3 separate regions of the Homo sapiens genome follow, and all the other regions are linked to region 1. The links are chromatin loops, found by intact Hi-C in ENCODE. Cell type or tissue: ascending aorta. All regions are shown on one strand. Each heading gives the region's core, and the rest is flanking DNA. Links, peaks and the distances in the headings are about the cores only. Region 1 has its middle 90 kb from the start of C12orf75. Region 2 has its middle 110 kb from the start of NUAK1. Region 3 has its middle 170 kb from the start of NUAK1.

Evidence for each region. Peaks named below come from ENCODE experiments on the same cell type or tissue, not always from the same donor. Only the 100,000 strongest peaks of a DNase experiment are listed, where the experiment ranks them.
Region 2: a loop joins it to region 1, with 2.2 times the contacts of the local background. A loop is called at or near these places in 4 of 110 quality-filtered maps.
Region 3: a loop joins it to region 1, with 2.2 times the contacts of the local background. A loop is called at or near these places in 2 of 110 quality-filtered maps.

Annotation. Positions count from the first base shown.
Region 1 is chr12:105,417,968-105,423,598 of GRCh38, forward strand. No RefSeq gene overlaps it. Among named protein-coding and RNA genes, the nearest start is that of C12orf75, 90 kb to the left of the region's middle. In ascending aorta, for the core only: a CTCF peak has its summit at 2,874 (motif pointing right); a DNase peak (open chromatin) is centred at 2,894; H3K27ac peaks cover 2,047 bases.
Region 2 is chr12:106,028,480-106,034,110 of GRCh38, forward strand. No RefSeq gene overlaps it. Among named protein-coding and RNA genes, the nearest start is that of NUAK1, 110 kb to the right of the region's middle. In ascending aorta, for the core only: no CTCF peak of the experiment used is centred there; a DNase peak (open chromatin) is centred at 2,122; H3K4me3 peaks cover 647 bases; H3K27ac peaks cover 2,776 bases.
Region 3 is chr12:105,964,265-105,969,895 of GRCh38, forward strand. No RefSeq gene overlaps it. Among named protein-coding and RNA genes, the nearest start is that of NUAK1, 170 kb to the right of the region's middle. In ascending aorta, for the core only: no CTCF peak of the experiment used is centred there; a DNase peak (open chromatin) is centred at 2,891; H3K27ac peaks cover 2,636 bases.

The sequences.
Region 1 (5,631 bases), core at 193-5,192:
TTGTGAATTTCAGCAGCATTTCCTCAAGACTTGGTGGTGCTAAGGGTGGTTGAAGCTTACCTACATTACCTACATTTAATTCTCACATCAGCGTTGTGAGGCAGACATCATTAGTTTCACTGTGCTAAGCATCGTGACCCTGGCACACAGCTAATAAATGAGGGGGTTTTCAACCAGTTACTTTGTACTGGGTCATTCTTAAGAACCAGGGAATTGAGAGCCTTGTGTTCACTCATAAGGTAATGGAACTTAACTGAGCCACTGGAAATAGTGATACTTGTCATTTATTCAATTTACCCCACACATGAATACCTCCCAACAGTGGAAAGAGTCAGCTGTGCTCACTAAAAAGGTGGTGAAGTGGTCACGTGCACAAGTATGTGTGTGCAGTCAGGAATGTGGAGACCAGGGTAGGGACGTGTGAAAAATGCTGGATGTGGGCTCAGCATGGCCCTGCCCTGCCCCAGAGCCTCCACATAGGAATGCCAGTGTCATGAATCTTAAATTCCATCCCAGCTGCATGGGCAACATCAGCCCCACCCAGATGGAGTGGGAAGGGGCGTGGGATGAGCTTGCTGAAGGGGCGGCCATCTTTCTAGTCCCGCCTCAGTGTCATGGTAGCCAGGCAGATGTCTGTGAACACTTGTGGAAAAGTGGGATCCAAATATGAAGAGCTGCTGCCTCCCTGCCTGTGGCTGTCCTCTGCCTGGGCTATGTTCATTTCTCCTTGCGGTCTAAGGGAATCTGCTCTTCATGCCCCCATCTCCTGGGCAGGTACCCTTGGAACTCCCATAGCTATCCTGCAGTGTCTTGGATGCTCTTCTGCATCTTGTGTCTCCTTGTGATGATAAACTCCCTGTTAAACTGCCTGAGGCCTGAGATAGCTGAGGCACTTCTCCTACCTCCTCCACACATTCCTTCCATTAACACGCTGCCCTGGGTGCCTTCGTCAGATGCATTTGTGCTCTTCCAGTAGGACCCTGAGGGAATGCAGCCCCAGAGCGATTTGCCGGCAGGCGCTGTGCTTTCTTGCCTTTGCTGGTCCCCACATCTGGACACCACCTCTGCCTTTCCAACGCCCGACTCCTCTTTCCCTAGTGCTGTGAAATCTCCCCCTCCTTTGAATTCCAGACTGCTTAATTCCATTCCTTCTTGCAGCATTTATAATTATAGCAATAACTAACCTCTGTCTGGCTAGTATTCCTTACAAAGCACTTCCCCATATATGATCTTTTCTTATTCCTATGAAAAGAATTTGGCAAATAGCTGCCCTGCATTTCATATTTTCTATGAAGATTCTTTACATATATGTCACTCTTTTTTTTTTTCTGAGAAGGAGTCTTACTATTTTTCCCAGGCTGGAGTGCAATGGCCCGATCTTGGCTCACGGTAACCTCTGCCTCCCAGGTTCAAGTTATTCTCCCTGTCTCAGCCTCCTGAGTAGCTGGGACTACAGACATGTGCTACTTCACCAGGCTAATTTTTGTATTTTTAGTAGAGATGGGGTTTCACCATGTTGACCAGGCTGGTCTGTAACTCCTGACCTCAGGTGGCCTGCCTGCCTTGGCCTCCCAAAGTGCTAGGATTAAAGGCATGAGCCACTGTGCCCAGCCACATATATACCACTCTTAATTGTCACAGCAGAACCACAAGATGTGTGTTAGTGTGCCTGTTATACAGATGAAGAAACTGAAGTGTGGAGAAGCGAAATCCCTCATGAGTTTATCTAGCCAGGAGTTGAACCTAGGTCTGCCCAAAGCTTTGTTAGCTGTCAAAGCATGTGGCCTGTGGTGCTCTACTGGGCTCCATTTATAGAGGTGGAAACAGTGGCTGGGTGACTGAGAAAGAACTTGTACCAGATGGCAGATGCAGGACTGTGTCCCGATCTGAATACAGACTCCAGGCTTCTCCCTCGACATCTGCCACACAGTTGCTGATGTTCATGACTAATCTTAATCTTTTGATGTGAGCAACATGAGGGTAAGATCAGTGCCCAGGATGCTAAATTACCTATGAAAGATAAAGGAGGAGGGAGCAGGAATGGGTGGGAGATCCTCAGACCACAATGCCACCTGCTACCGGCAAAGTGGGGGCAGGCAGGCAGGAGGACTTAGGGAGGAGAGCTAGGACTACAGTGCGGCTCTGAGAGGGCCTCCTCAGGCCCAGGGGCAGGCTCCAGGCACAGGTTCCATCCAGGAGGCCTATCCTGGGCAGATGTGGCCTGGCTCTAATCCTCCCTCATGCTCACTCATGGCTGGGAGAATTCAGGGAGATGGTGGCCTTGGTGCAAATGCCACAGTGATTCTAAAGGCACACAGCTGCTGGCTGTCAGTCAATTGCACCCTTGGCCAATGCTCTCTGAAAAGAAGAGCTGAGCAGTGCACCTGCATGAGAACCACGTGGACGAAGCCAATGCTTTGGACTCAGAAAGACCTGACTTACCAGCCACGGGTTCACAGGTAAGTCAATTAGTTTTTTTGAGTTAATTTACTTACCTTTGGCTGACAGATGGATTAAATGAGGTATTGTATGTAAGATGCCTGTCATGATACAGCTGCTCAAAAATGGGCAGTTACCTTCCCTCTGGGAAGTCTGCTATAGTGGTTGGCAGGATAGATTCTGGAGAGAGATGGCTTAGGTTCAAATCCTGTTTCTGCTACTTGTTAGCTGTGTGATCTTGAACAAGTTACCTAACCCCTCTGGGACTCAGGTTTCTTCTGCAAAAACTGGAGATAATAATAGTTCTTAACCTCAGGAGGGATATTGTGAAAACTAAATGAGATAATCCATGAAGAAGTCAGAATGTAACAGCTATTACTGATGGCCTGTATCCTTAAGGATAAAGGGAAATGCATAGCAGTGGCCTGCAGAGGGCAGTATCCCCACAGCAATCTGATTTGCCTCTGGGCCAATGCTGTTTCTGGGCCTTTCAAGTTCAGAGCAGAAAGAAACAAGGTGTACAAAGCACAGCAGAGTGACTAAGTGACAAAATGTGCCAGAAGAGATGTGGAGAGCATGTAGAATAGGTAATATTTTTAAAAATATTATTTATTGGTGGGTGGCTGCAATGAAACAGAATGGAGAAAAATATCAATAATTTCAAATAAAAATCCTATGCACAATTTAAGGTGAACATGGAAACCAAAACTTCTCATAGAAAATGACACACCTGCTCTCTTTGGACATGTCTTAGGAGCCCCTGGAGTCTGGTGGCCTGGGCCCTAGTTTGTTTATACAATTTGTGTCAGAGATCAAGACACTCTTTGAAAACACCTGGAAAGCAACTTAAAGATCAACAGTTTAGAGCTGAGTGAATTGAAAGTGGAGTGCTTTGGAGTTACAGGCATCTGGTATGTAATACCAGCTCAGTCCCTATGTAGCTGGGTGATTTTTTTTTTTTTCAAGTCAGAGTCTCGCACTGTGGCCCAGGCTGGAGTGCAATGGCGCCATCTCCGCTCACTGCAACCTCCGCTTCCTGGGTTCAAGTGATTCTCCTGCCTCAGCCTCCCGAGTAGCTGGGATTACAGGCATGAGCCACCACGCCTGACTAATTTTTTGTATTTTTAATAGAGATGGGGTTTCGCTACGTTGGCCCAGGCTGGTCTCGAACTCCTGATCTTGTGATCTGCCTGCCTTGGCCCCCCAAAGTGCTGGGATTACAGGTATAGCTGGGCGACTTTAAGCCACGCGATTCATCTCTCTGTGGGATGCAGACAACCTTTTGAACAGTCAGAGCAAAGGGCCAGGCCAGGGATTATCATCAGTCTGTATTCCATGCCACATCCCCTCAAAGTCCTTTTTGATTTGCCCCTATGCTATCCTGCAGGACATTCTTCTAGTTTCTTAAGCATCTTGGATAAAGGGGGGCATTTTCTTACACCCCCAGTGTGCCTGTCACTCTTTTTGCTTCTGGTGAATAACTGCAATGTCTACTATCTAGTCTCCTAATTAGGTGTCTCTTGGGCCACCATTAACCATCGTCAAACACTGAAATCCCTACTGCTCTTTGTCATGGAGTCTGCTTCATGTACAAAAATACAGTTTATGTTGTTTTCAACCTAAATGTCTAAATCCCTGCCTCATTCTGTACATATCTTTCTGTAACTTGCCCTTTTCACTTAATCCTGTACCTTAGAGAGTTTTCCATGCCACACATAAACATTGACCTTGTTCTTTAATGCTACAATGGCAATCCACTGTAGGAATGTCTAGAATGAAAGAATTCCAGTGTCAAAGGCTATTTAGACTTTTTGAATTTTCCCCTTTAAAAAGCAGTGTGGCAAGGGTGCCTGTGTGTGCCTCGTCCATTTCTGCAAGTCTTTCACTAGGATGGATCCTAAAAATGGGGTTGCCAGGTTTCAGGGGTGAGCATGTAGAATTTTGACAGATACTAACAAGTCACCCCCAAAGTCTGTGCCTACTTATCATATAGTGTGGTATAGTATAATACAGCATAGTGTAGTACAGTGTAGCATAATATAGTGAGGCACAGTATCATATAGTGTAGCATAGCATAGTGCAGTATAGTGTAGAATAATATGCTATAGTCTGGTATAAGATAGTATAACATAGCATAGTGTAGCAGAGTGTTCTAACACACTCTTTATTATAGTCCTCAGATGACAGGTAATGTTTTATGTCAAAAATTGAGGAACTTGAGAGGCATATAGCCTCGTGGTCAGGAGCCAGATATTGCATTCAAATCTTAACTCTACCCCTCACAATTTTTGTGACTTTGGGCAAGCAACTTAGTCTTTTGTGACTCAGTTTTCTCAATGAGTTAATATATGAAAAACACTCAGAACAGGTGCTGGCAAGCAGCAAGCAGAGACCCATTGTTTTGTGCCACTGTTATCCCAGTTTCTCTAATCTGTAACACCTGGGGTGTTGGTGTTCTTAATGTGTGAGAAGTCGCAAGACACATGGGGTGCATGCAGTCAGAGAATACATTTCACTAGTAGATTTGTTGAAATAAGTAGTTGATAAATACCTAAAATGCTTTTACATGGAAACAAATGTATTTATGAAGAAGAATGCAAAATTGGTATAAATTTGAAAATATGGAACCTCAAAAATAGAATACCTGTTGAGGGCTTCTATGAACTCGATACTTCACCCCACTCCCTTTGCAGGTGCTCGCTTTGGATTATTCTGGAGTGAAAAGGTCAAATAATTAGAATAATTCATGGTGGTTTGCCTTCTGAAAAAAACTGAGGATCTTCGTGGGTCTAGATTTGCTTTCTTTGGTTTCCAGGTACTAATGTTTTTTCCTTAGCAATGAAATGCAAATTATTCTCATAGACAGCCAATATTGATGTTTCAGCAAATCAATGAACAGATGTTTTGCTTGAAATGATTTCTAATTAGTGCTCTATAAATGGCTGGAGTTTAAAATAGTCAACTAGGTAATCAGAGTTAGCCTTCATTTCCTATCTTACTGAGTCACTGGGAGAGATGGGGCACCAGGAAAACCCCAGATTTTCATAATCTTCAGATGTCATTGAAACTTGTACCTCAATTACACTGTCCTTCACTCTCTGCCCTTCTTTCACTCCATTTTCCTATTGTGTCTTTCTTTTTTCACATATGTTTGTCATATTGCAGTCAGTTAAAAATCCAGTTTGTCTTCCT
Region 2 (5,631 bases), core at 223-5,222, 610 kb after region 1:
TTTAGAAAACTACAGTCCATCTTTACCAAACTAATGCAAAATTCCAAATAAATATTAACAGATAAGATTTAGAAAACCGTAGTCCATCTTCACCAAACTAATGCAAAATTCAAAATAAATATTGACAGGTCAGATTTAGAAAACCATAGTCCATCTTCACCAAACTAATGCAGAACTCCAAATAAATATTAACAGGTCAGATTTAGAAAACTATAGTCCATCTTTATCAAACTAATGCAAAATTCCAAATAAATATTCGCAGGTAAGATTTCAGAAACCATAGTCCATCTTCACCAAACTAATGAAAATTCCAAATAAATATTAACAGATCAGATTTAGGAGCATAATCAAAGAAATACGAGAATCATGAAGTAAGGCATCTATTTAATTCACTACATTAATTCAGTCAAAAATATTTAGCATTATTTGAACACTTACTTTTTGCCAATATAGTATTGGCTTCTGTATAGAACAATGGAACAGAATAAATGATTAATATAACTAAGCCTATATATATACATATATCAAAATGGATATATATATAAATGGAAGAGGAGATTTCAGAAATAGACCCATAATAATAATAATGGTGACCATTTAAATTAGAAGAGAAAGGAAAGACTATCCAATACATGGTATTGACAAGACTGCCCTCTTACAAAAGAAAAAATAAAATTAGATCCTACTCCACACCATTCAAAACAATAAATCCCAGATGCACTAGAGTTCAACATAGAAACCAAAACTACGAAGTATGCTCCATAACAAATGAATTCAGACACAACATGACCAGTGGCTGGCAATTAGTTCTCATCTTCAACAGCTCGATAACACTGACCCCACACTTTAAGTGACAAAGTATGTTTTGGGTTTCACTTCTAGCATTACGGTGTGATTTTTAGCATTCTAGAAGAAAGCATAGGAGAATGTTTTTACAACCTTGAGACAGGGAGAAGACCTTCCTAAGCAAGACACAAAATGCAGTAGCTGTAACAAGAAAGATTGACAGATGTGAACTACATCAGAATCAAGTCCTGTCAAATTAAAACCAGCAAGTGAAGTTAAAAAGTAAAACACTGTACACAATCCAAACATTTTTCAATAGATAAATCATTAATACCTGATTACATTAACACCTGATTATAATAATTAAACTTGATTACATAATTTATCATACAATCATTTTACAGACTCTTAAATAGTGGTTACAAAGAATGATGCAAAGTTACATGTACTGGTATGAAAAAGTCTCCACGACATAGAGCTACATGTCAAAAATGAGTCACAAAACTGGTTAAATAGATAGGTAGATAGATAGATTAGATAGGTAGATAGATAGATATGTAGACAAACAGAGAAAGAGAGAAAGAGAGAGAGAGAGATGATAGATATAGATCCCATTCCTTTTTTAAAAGTGTTTAAAAATTATGAAGCTTCATAGAAAATGAACTATACTCATAATGAACTGTTAATGGTGATTATATTTAAGGAGGAGAATGGAGTCAATAGATGAGGGATGAATTTAACTTTTCACTCTATATGCTTATGAATTGTTGAGTTTTGACAAAGAGAATGTATTCATGGATTTCTTTGTGTGATATATAAAAGGCAAAACCATAACATTTGGAATTAGACTGTTCAGCTGCCAGCCCGGCTCAAGTGTTTATTAGCTTCCTAACCTGCAGCAATTTGCCTATCAAAATAAGGCAAGAACACCTACCTCATAAACATTGTATGAGCAATGAATAAAGTAAGTTAAAACTACTGCTTATTGAGCACCCACTGTATACCAGGTTTTTAAAATGCACTATTGCCTTTTAAATACACTATTCTACTGAACTACAGTGTAGTAAAAGCCTTGTAAGGTTGCTATAGCGTTTTGCATGTCAGGAAACTGAAACCCAGAGAAGTGAAGTAAACGGCCCAAGATCACAGGGCTGGTAAGTAGCAGAGCTAGCATGAGACCTGTGTCTTTTCTGCTCTAAGACCAGTGCCAGTTCCTCCCATGTTCACCACTCCAGGTCCTTTTATTTTTTGCTAAGAGGAGTGGTGCTTACACTGGGCTTAGGCAACACCCCAGAATAAACCTCAGATCAGCTGCACTACAGCCCCCAGCCTAGACCCTGCAGAAAGGGGAGCAGGAATTACTGACTCAAAGCCGCAGTCGATTACTCACAGACGACGTATGCAAGCTCCCATCTCCCACTTCCTCTGAAATAGATAACAACAGCTATTTTAGCCTGAAATGCCACTGGCATAAACGCATGAAAAGTCGTAAATCTGGAATGATAAAAACTCATTGTAAAATAGCAGTCAGGGATTTGGATGATAAAACCCCATACCCTGCTCCAGCCAGCTGGGACCCCCACTCTGGAGACGCCCAGCCAAAGAAGGGAGAAGAAAAAAGGGGGACATAGGGGAGATCAGTACCATATACAGTAGGAGGCTAATCAGAACTTTCCTTGCCGGAAGCTGAACAGACATTTAACACCAGGAATGGCTAACTGCATATTTTGAATTGTTTACAGCAGTGTACACAGTCTGATTTCTCTCTGTCGACTCCAAATTTTCATGAAATCCGATATACCTACAAATACTGACTAACCCTTTTAAAAGGGCTATTATGTGCTAGGAACTGTTCTAGGATTTTCCACAAATTAATCCATCTAATTCTTACAATAACTCAATTATTATTCCAATTCCCCAGATGAGGAAACTGAGGCACAGACCAGTTTGGTAAGTTGCCCAAGGTCCCAAAGCTAGTAGTAAGTGACAGGCCCAGGCAGTGTGACTTCAGAGTCCTCACTGTTCACCATCATTCCATATTTCCTCTCAAATATTTGGCATGGGGATAGGAGGGGGATGCATCAAAATCAAAGAAGGGGCTGAAAGTCAGGTCTGGGTTGACGTAGTGCAGATAGGTTAGTCTCAAGCAGAAAAGGACCCTGAGAATGTCAAGAATACTCAGAAATCTAGAGAAGAGGTCAGGCGCAGTTGCTCATGCCTATAATCCCAGCACTTTGGGAGGCCAAGGCGGGTGGATCACCTGAGGTCACGAGTTCGAGACCAACCTGGCCAACATGGTAAAATCCCAGCTCTACTAAAAAAACACAAAAATTAGCTGGGCAGATGGCATGCACCTGTAGTCCCAGATACTTGGGAGGCTGAGGCAGGAGAATCACTTGAACCCTGGAGGTGGAGGTTGCAGTGAGCTGGGATCGCACCACTGCACTCCAGCATGGGTGACAGAGCGAGATGCCATCTCAAAAAAAAAGAAACCTGGAGAAGAGAGTCGAACTGCTGAGGGGATGGAATGAGGTTTCAAGTCAATCTGATCTGGATCTCAAGGGTTCTGGAGCCATTGTATGGGTTATGTTTCTGAAAGACTTTACCACTTTCCCTCCCTCAGATCTCTCTTGGTGGTCAGTCCTAATGTGTGCTGGGTGTGGCATCCTCAAGTCCCTTGGCAGCTGGGCCCCTCCCTTTCAGTGCCTCTTTTAGGGCTCAGTTCTATTATACCTTTGTCCTTACTTGGTTGTGTTAGGATTTAAAGGGATTAATCTCACCTCTGCCTCACTGCCCCCAGGGCACATCTAAAATTATAAATACAGAAGTCCGATGGAGGATAAACTATCACCTATAATCTTGGTACTGCTTAATTAGAGGACACAGCCGACTTCCCCTGGTTAAATAGGTTCTTGCAACTTTTCCCTAAATCCAGCCCAAAGTTCTTCGGTGGAAATTTCTGTGATGATGAAAATGTCCCATATCTGATCCCAAGGTGTTTACACCTTGGCAGGAGGCTAGAGTTGCAGGAGAATACAGGGCCTGCACTCTGCACTCTAGAGGGTGCCATTTGCTCCCTGTCTGCAAATGCACTCCTGGAGTTTTGCAGTGCACCACCTGAGCAGCTGTCTATGGGAGCTCTGGAAGAAAGCCTACATCCTGCAGACAGGCCAAACTGAAAGGAGAAAGAGAGGAAGAGGTGAACATCAATCAGATTAAGCTCTCCTCATCCCTTGAGGGAAGATCCAGCAAGAAAAAAGTAGGAAGTGCATTACTTCCAAATTCTTTACCTCCTGGAAAGTGGGGCAAAATTTCCTCATGAAAACATGAGAATAGGGGAAGAAATTTCTCCTAAAGAACTGTCTGGGTCAAAGCACCCAGCTACTAGTTGGCTGGAGGGAAGATTCCTCTCCACACTACAACATACCCAACACCCCCACCCCACCACCACCACCACCAAATGCTCTCAGGACTGACACAGCCAGGAGACTGATAAGACCAAAAGTCTTTCACTGGCTAAGATCACCCTTAGTCCACAAAAATGTTGTATGGGGCTGCTGTGGAGGGCTAAGTGAAATCAGCATTCTTCACCTCTCTCTCTGCCTTAGTCCAGTTAGCCATGCTCTTCCTCCCTTAAAGAAGAAGAGTCATAATTTTAGCCACAATTTTCCACACTACCTAGTGCCTTAACAAACAGAATTTATCTGGCTTCATCCTCACACAGTCAGGGAAGCTCCAACTCCAATCACATTCCTTCCAATGAGTTTGAGGAGTCAGGGGTGGCAGGGGCTCAACTATGCTCACCAATGTCCCCTCCCAGCTAAGAGGCATCAGCCGCTGCTGCTTTTCTCTCCTGTGCCCGCGGTGACATCTCCTGCCCTCCTCACATCCTACCCAGGTTGGGTGAGCTCACAGCTTGACTTATTCTTCATTCCAGGCCCTCTGAAATGCTACAGAGCTGAGCCACCTGGAGCCACCAGTGTCTGACAAGAGTCACTGACAGTGTTCCCTTGACTTTCCCACCTACTTTGTGACCATGGCCTCTCTGTCTGGGGCTCTGCCTTGGACAATAAGCAGTGTTAGGCAGATGGCGAGACACGGAGATGACACACATGTGGCTTGAGGGCAAGAAGAGGGAAGCTTTGATGGGCTGAGCATGATGTCTTCCCTGAGGAATAAGATTCGATCTAAGACCTGAACAGTGAAAAGAGGCAGCTATGCAAAGGGGTTGAGGCAAGAGCAGTCTAGGCAGAGCGAACTTTGTGCAAAGAGCCTGGGGCCAGGACAGGCTGGCTTGTGTCTGAGTAACAGAAAGGAGACCAGTGTGACTGAAGCTAAGTGAGCAAGGACAAGATTAAGATAATGTCTCTAAAATGCCTGAGATTTCTTAAGTGCTTAAATAAATGGCAGCTGCTTGCAAAGGCAAGTAGTGCACAGAGAAACAAATGTTTGTCTCTGTTTAGTATCTTTTGATGAGGGCCTACTCCATGCCAGCCACTGGGCTAGGGACTGCCTTGAGTGATTGTGGTGATCATATTCTGGTCATGAGAGAGGGATTGCTTTTATTCCCATTGTACAAACGGATTTTGCCAAATTGAGCAAATAAAAACACAAAATGCCTACTTAAATTTGAATTTCAAACAATAGATAATCTTTCAGTTCAAGTATATCCCATGCAATATTTGACACATACTAATGGAGAAATGAAATACAATGAAGAAATTGTGTTTTACATTGAAATATGTATTGCCCACCTAATAGGTGCCAGGTATGGCCCAGTAAACAAAGATAATAAAGCCTGACGTCAGCCCTTGAGGAACACCTACCATTGCTCTAATGGAGAGC
Region 3 (5,631 bases), core at 480-5,479, 550 kb after region 1:
AGAAGTCTCCTGGAAGGAAAGGTCCTGAGACCTCTAACTCCTTTTCCATAAAATTCAAAGTCAATAATATGTTAGAGTGGCCCTCACCAAGGACTACGGAAAAGAAAAAGTCACCAAGATCCCTCAAAGTCTCAAAATCTATCTAGAACCGAACCACGTTTTACTGCTTTTACCCTTATCACCCTGGTTTGGGTAACCCCTCAAGTCTTCTCTGAATTATTGCAATTGCCTTTGAATTGGTCCCCGTGTTCAACCCCTGGACTCCAACACTCTATTCTCAAGACAGCAGTAAGAGTGACGCTTTTACAACTTTAAAACTCAAGTCCACTCCAGTCACTTCTCTGCTCACAACTCTCTTATTCCCCCCTTCTCACTCAGAGTAAAGGCTGGAGTTCTCACAACAACCAACAAGGTTCTAAATGAGCTGGACCCCCACCAACTGTTTTACTCCATCTCCTTCTACTCTGTCTGTATTAATAGTCTGGGGTCTACAGAGAAACTAAAACAATAGGATATATACACATACATATAGCATTGTGTTGTATATATATACACACTGTGCATATATGTATAATTATATTGTGTGTATATACTTTATATATGTAGAGAGATATATATAGAGAGAGACAGGTATATATATAGAGACATATATATGTGTGTGTGTATATGTATATATATATATGTATATACATATATGGAGAGAGAGATTTATTATAAGGAATTGACTCACACAGTTATGAAGTCTGAGAAGTCCCACAATCTGCAGTCAGCAAGCTTGAGAACCAGGAGAGCCAATGGTCTAGTTCCAGTCCAAGTTCTAAGGCCCAAGAACTAGGAGAGCTAAGGGTGTAAGCTCCAGTCTGAGTCTGATCCGAAAGCAGGAAGCCAACTACTATCACAGAATGGGTCATTCTATCCTCTTGATTATCGAAGCTCTCCTCTGCTGAGGTCAACCTTTGGTGAGCATTTATGTTGAACACAAATGTCTTCACATTTTTTGCCCATTCAGAGGGGTCTGTCCTCTTCCCCAAATTTTCTTCTTATCAATTTTTCTATCATATGCCTTCAAAATTGCTGATCATTCAGCCAAATTATTGGCCACAGCCCATGAATCAGTATATAATGATACATCTGGCCATTTCTCTTTCCAAGCAAAGTAGATGGCCAGGTGAACTTCTTGAAGCTCTGCCCACTGGAAGGACTTCCCTTTACCGGTGTCCTTCAGGGATGTCCCAGAAAGGAGCTATAGTAGTACAGCTGTCCCCTTTCAGAGGATGCCTGCATATCATAAAGAACCATCTGTAAACACCCCCCAAGCTTCTCTTCCTCTGTCAACAACTGTAGGAAACTTCCCACAAGGCCATAGGTACACGCTGGGAGAGAAAAGGCAGTGGAGCAGGAGTGGGGACCATGGGCATTTGGGCCACTTCTTCATGTAACTTATCTGTGCCTTCAGGACCTGTTCATATCCAATCATATAAATACCAGTTCCATTTGATAATGGAATGCTGCTGTGCACACCAAACTTTGTGGCTAGGTGGCTCAGATAATATCCAGTTCATGATGCGTAGCTCAGGTTGCATGATAACTTGAGGTGATTATAAATGCAGGTGGCCCTTAGTTAAGTATTTGATCTCTATTAAGACTGTATAGCAAGCCAAGAGCTGTTTCTCAAAAGGAGAGCAGTTATCTGTGGGTAATAACAATGCCTTGCTCTAAAACCCTAAAGGCCTGTGTTGCAATTCACTTACAAAGGCCTTCCAAAGGCTCCAAACAGCATCCCTATCTGCCACTGACACTTCAAGGACCAATGGATCTACTGGATCGTATGGACCAAGCAGCACAGCAGCCTGCACAGTGGCCTGGACCTGTCGCAGAGCCTTCTCTTGTTCTGGGTCCCACTCAAAACTAGCAGCTTTGCAGGTCGCTCAGTAAATGGGCTGGAATAACACACTCAAATGAAGAATATGTTGCCTCCAAAACCCAAAGAGGTCCGCTATAAACTGGATCCCGCCAACTGTTTCACCTCCTCTCCTATTCCTACTCTTCTTTGCCCACTTTGCTGGAACCACAATGTCTCTTTGCTAACCCTCAAACTGGCAAACGTGCTCCAGACTCGGGGCCTTGTGCCTCTCTGTTCCCTCTGCTTGGCATGTTCTTTTCTCCAATATGCAAATGGATTAGTTCTTTGCTCAAATGTCATCCTCTTCCTGAAGCCATCACTAACAACCTGTGACACTTTCAACCCTGCCTTGCCTGACATTTCCAGTCTACCATCCCTGCTTTTATTTTTCTCCCCAGCACTTTATTAAATTACATTTAGAATTATACAGTTACATAAAGAATTATATAACGTGCTTATTTGGCTTACTGGCTATGTCCCCCCAAACAAAATGTAAGGTCCTGGAAGTCAGGATTATTGTCTATTTTGCTCACTTCTGCATTCACAGTGGGCAGTACCTGATAAGCATTTGGCACTCGATAAATATTACTTTAACAAATATACGCAGAATCCAAGCCCAGTGCAAAGGCCTATGGCACAAATTGAAAGCACAAATGCATTCAGGGACTAAGCAGTCACAAGAACACTGTAAGTGGCAGGAAGTGGGATGTACCAGAGACCCTGCCCACTGAATGCTCGCTCAGCTTCCGCTGACTGTTGTTGCAGAAGAATGTAGGCATAAGTGGACCACATCTTCACTTTTTTTCCGAAAGAAACAAGAAATATTTTAATGCAAAAATCTAAAGATTTTGTTACTGATGACTAGGTCTCTGGCCTAAGAAGTCAAAGAAAATGGCCTGGCCCTGCGTAACATGTGGCTGAGCCCAGTAATCCCTCCAGACCTGGACATCCTGTCCAAATGGTGGCCTTCAGAATAATATCTGAGCCCAAGCAAGCCCCACAGAGACCCCCCCAAGGCCAGCACCCTCATCCCAGAGGCATAGGACATTCTTCTCTAGGTTATGTGGGACCAACATTCCACAGATATCTCACTGGGAAGCCACAGAAACAGCAGTCCTAGGAACCAGATTCAACTTTCTAGTTTATTCCTCGCTCAGGATTTGGAGGCAAGGCAAAACACTTTGAACTTATAAAGCCTCCAGGGACCTCAGATCATTTGGATGAGGGCAAAGAGGGAGGAATCTTCAAGAAAACGATACAGAACTTCTACTAACGGGGATATGAACAATTGTTCACTGGAAGAATGCAGGAGATTTGATTACACTTGCGCTCTGAAAAGAAGTGGGTCATATCATTTATATAAATAAATATTTGGCACAGACTCTGAAGTTGTCTGACTCCACTTCTATTTTTGTAAAATGGGGATAATAATAGTACTTACCTCATAGCACTGTTATGATAATGAGATAAATGAATACATTTAAAGTGCTTAGAATAGTGCCTGACATATAGGAAGCACTTAATAAGTGTTGAGCATTATTTTTATTACTGTTATAATTCCATTCAAATAGCTTAATCTTCTATCTTGCTGCCTTTAACTTTATTCTCATAAACATCTGAAAATCTAGCTGCCAATACCCCTTATAAATGCAAAAATCCTCCACAAATACTAAAAAATCAAATACAGCAGTACAGAAAAAGGATGGTACAATCAAGTGGATTTTGTCCTGAAAATGCAAGGCTGGCTCAACAATAAAAAATCAATGTTATTTGCCATATTAACAGATTAAAGAAAAAAAATCATGTGATTATCTCAATACATTCAAATAAAGCATTTGAAACATTTAACATCATGATCAAAACTCTCAGTAAACTAAGAATAGAAGAGAACTTCCTTAACCTAATAAAGGGCATCTACAGGGAAAAAAAAAAAAAAAAACAGCTAACATTATATTCAATGGTGAAAGACTGAATTCTTAGCCTGTCAGATTGGGAGCAAAACAAGGGTGAAAATGTCTGCTCTAATCATTCCTTTTCCTCCTACTGGAAGTCCTAGCCAGTGCAATAAAGCAAAGAAAAAAACTGTGAGGCATATAGCAGAAATCAAACTTTCTCATCTCAAAGTATGTGATTATTCACATAGGAAACCCCAAGGAATCTGCAAAAATGCTACTGAAAATAAGGAGTGAGCTTAACAAATCTGAAGCGTACAAAGTTAATACTTAAAAAAATCAATCTTATTTCTGAATACTGGTAATAAACAACTAGGAATTGAAATTAAATAAACAGAACCCTATATAATAACACCAAAAATAATAAGATACTTAGGTATAAATCTAACAAAATATTGCAAGACCTATATGCTAAAAGCTAAAATACACTGATAAGAGAAAAAGAACTCTCAGTAAATGGAGAGATACGCTGCATTCATGGATTAGAACACTTGATCTTATTAATATGTCATTCTCCTCAAATTGATTCAACACACTAGAGATTAAAATCCTGGCAGGCTTTTTTGAGATGACAAAAAGCTGATTCTAAAAATCTTTATAGAAAGGCAAAGAAGCTAGAACAGACAAAATAATTTTAAATAAGAAGAACAAAGTAGGGGAGTCCACACTACCTGATTTTAAGACTTCCTATACAGCTACAATAATCAAGACATTGTGATCTTGATTGGCAAAAAGTGGTATTGGCAAAAAGTGTGACACATAAATCAATGGAACAGAATGAAGAATCCAGAAATAGACCCACCCAAATATGGTCAATTGATTTCTGGCAAAGGTGCAAAGGCTATTTAATAGAGAAAGGATAGTCCTTTCAAGAAATGGTGCTGGAAAAATTGGATGTTCATGTGCAAAAGAAAGTGGACTTCAACCTATATATATATATATCTCACACTTTATACAAAAATTAACTCAAAATGAGTTACATACCCAAGTGGAAAATGTAAAATAATAAAACCTTTAGAAGAAAATCTTTGTGACTTAAGATTAGGCAGAGTTCTTAGAAATGACACAAAAGCATGGTAAAATGGACTTACTTAATCAAAAGTAAAACTTTTACACTGTTAAAAGAATGAAAAGATAAACTAAAGACTGGGAGAAGAATATCTGGAAATTATACATCTAATAATGGACTGGGAGGCAGAATATATTAAAAACTCTCAAAACTCAACAGTAGGAGAACAAACAACTCAGTAAAAAATGGGCAAAAAATTTACGCCGACACTTCATCAGAGAAGATGTACATATATATGTATATGACAAATAAGCACACAAAAAGATGCTCAGCATCATTAGTCATTAGAGAAATGTCAATTAAAACCACAGTGAAATACCAATACATACCTATTAAAGTGGCTAGTATTTTTTTTTTAAAGACAGCCTGACAATTCCAAGTACTGACAAGAATGCAGAGCAACTGCAACTCTTATAAACTGCTAGTTGGAATATAAAATGGTGCAACCACTTTGGAAAAACAGTTTGGCGTGCACTTACCATATGACACAAACCCACTCCTAGGCATTTACACCGCCCCCCCGCCCAACAAATATATATCTACATGAAAACCTGTATGTAAATGTTTACAGTAGTGTTTATACTAATTTTATTCATAATTACTAGAAACTGGAAACAAGTCAGATGTCTTTCAACTGGTGGATGGATAAACAAATAAATCTGCATGTTGGGTTACAAGTCAGCAATTAAAGGGAATGAACTATTGAT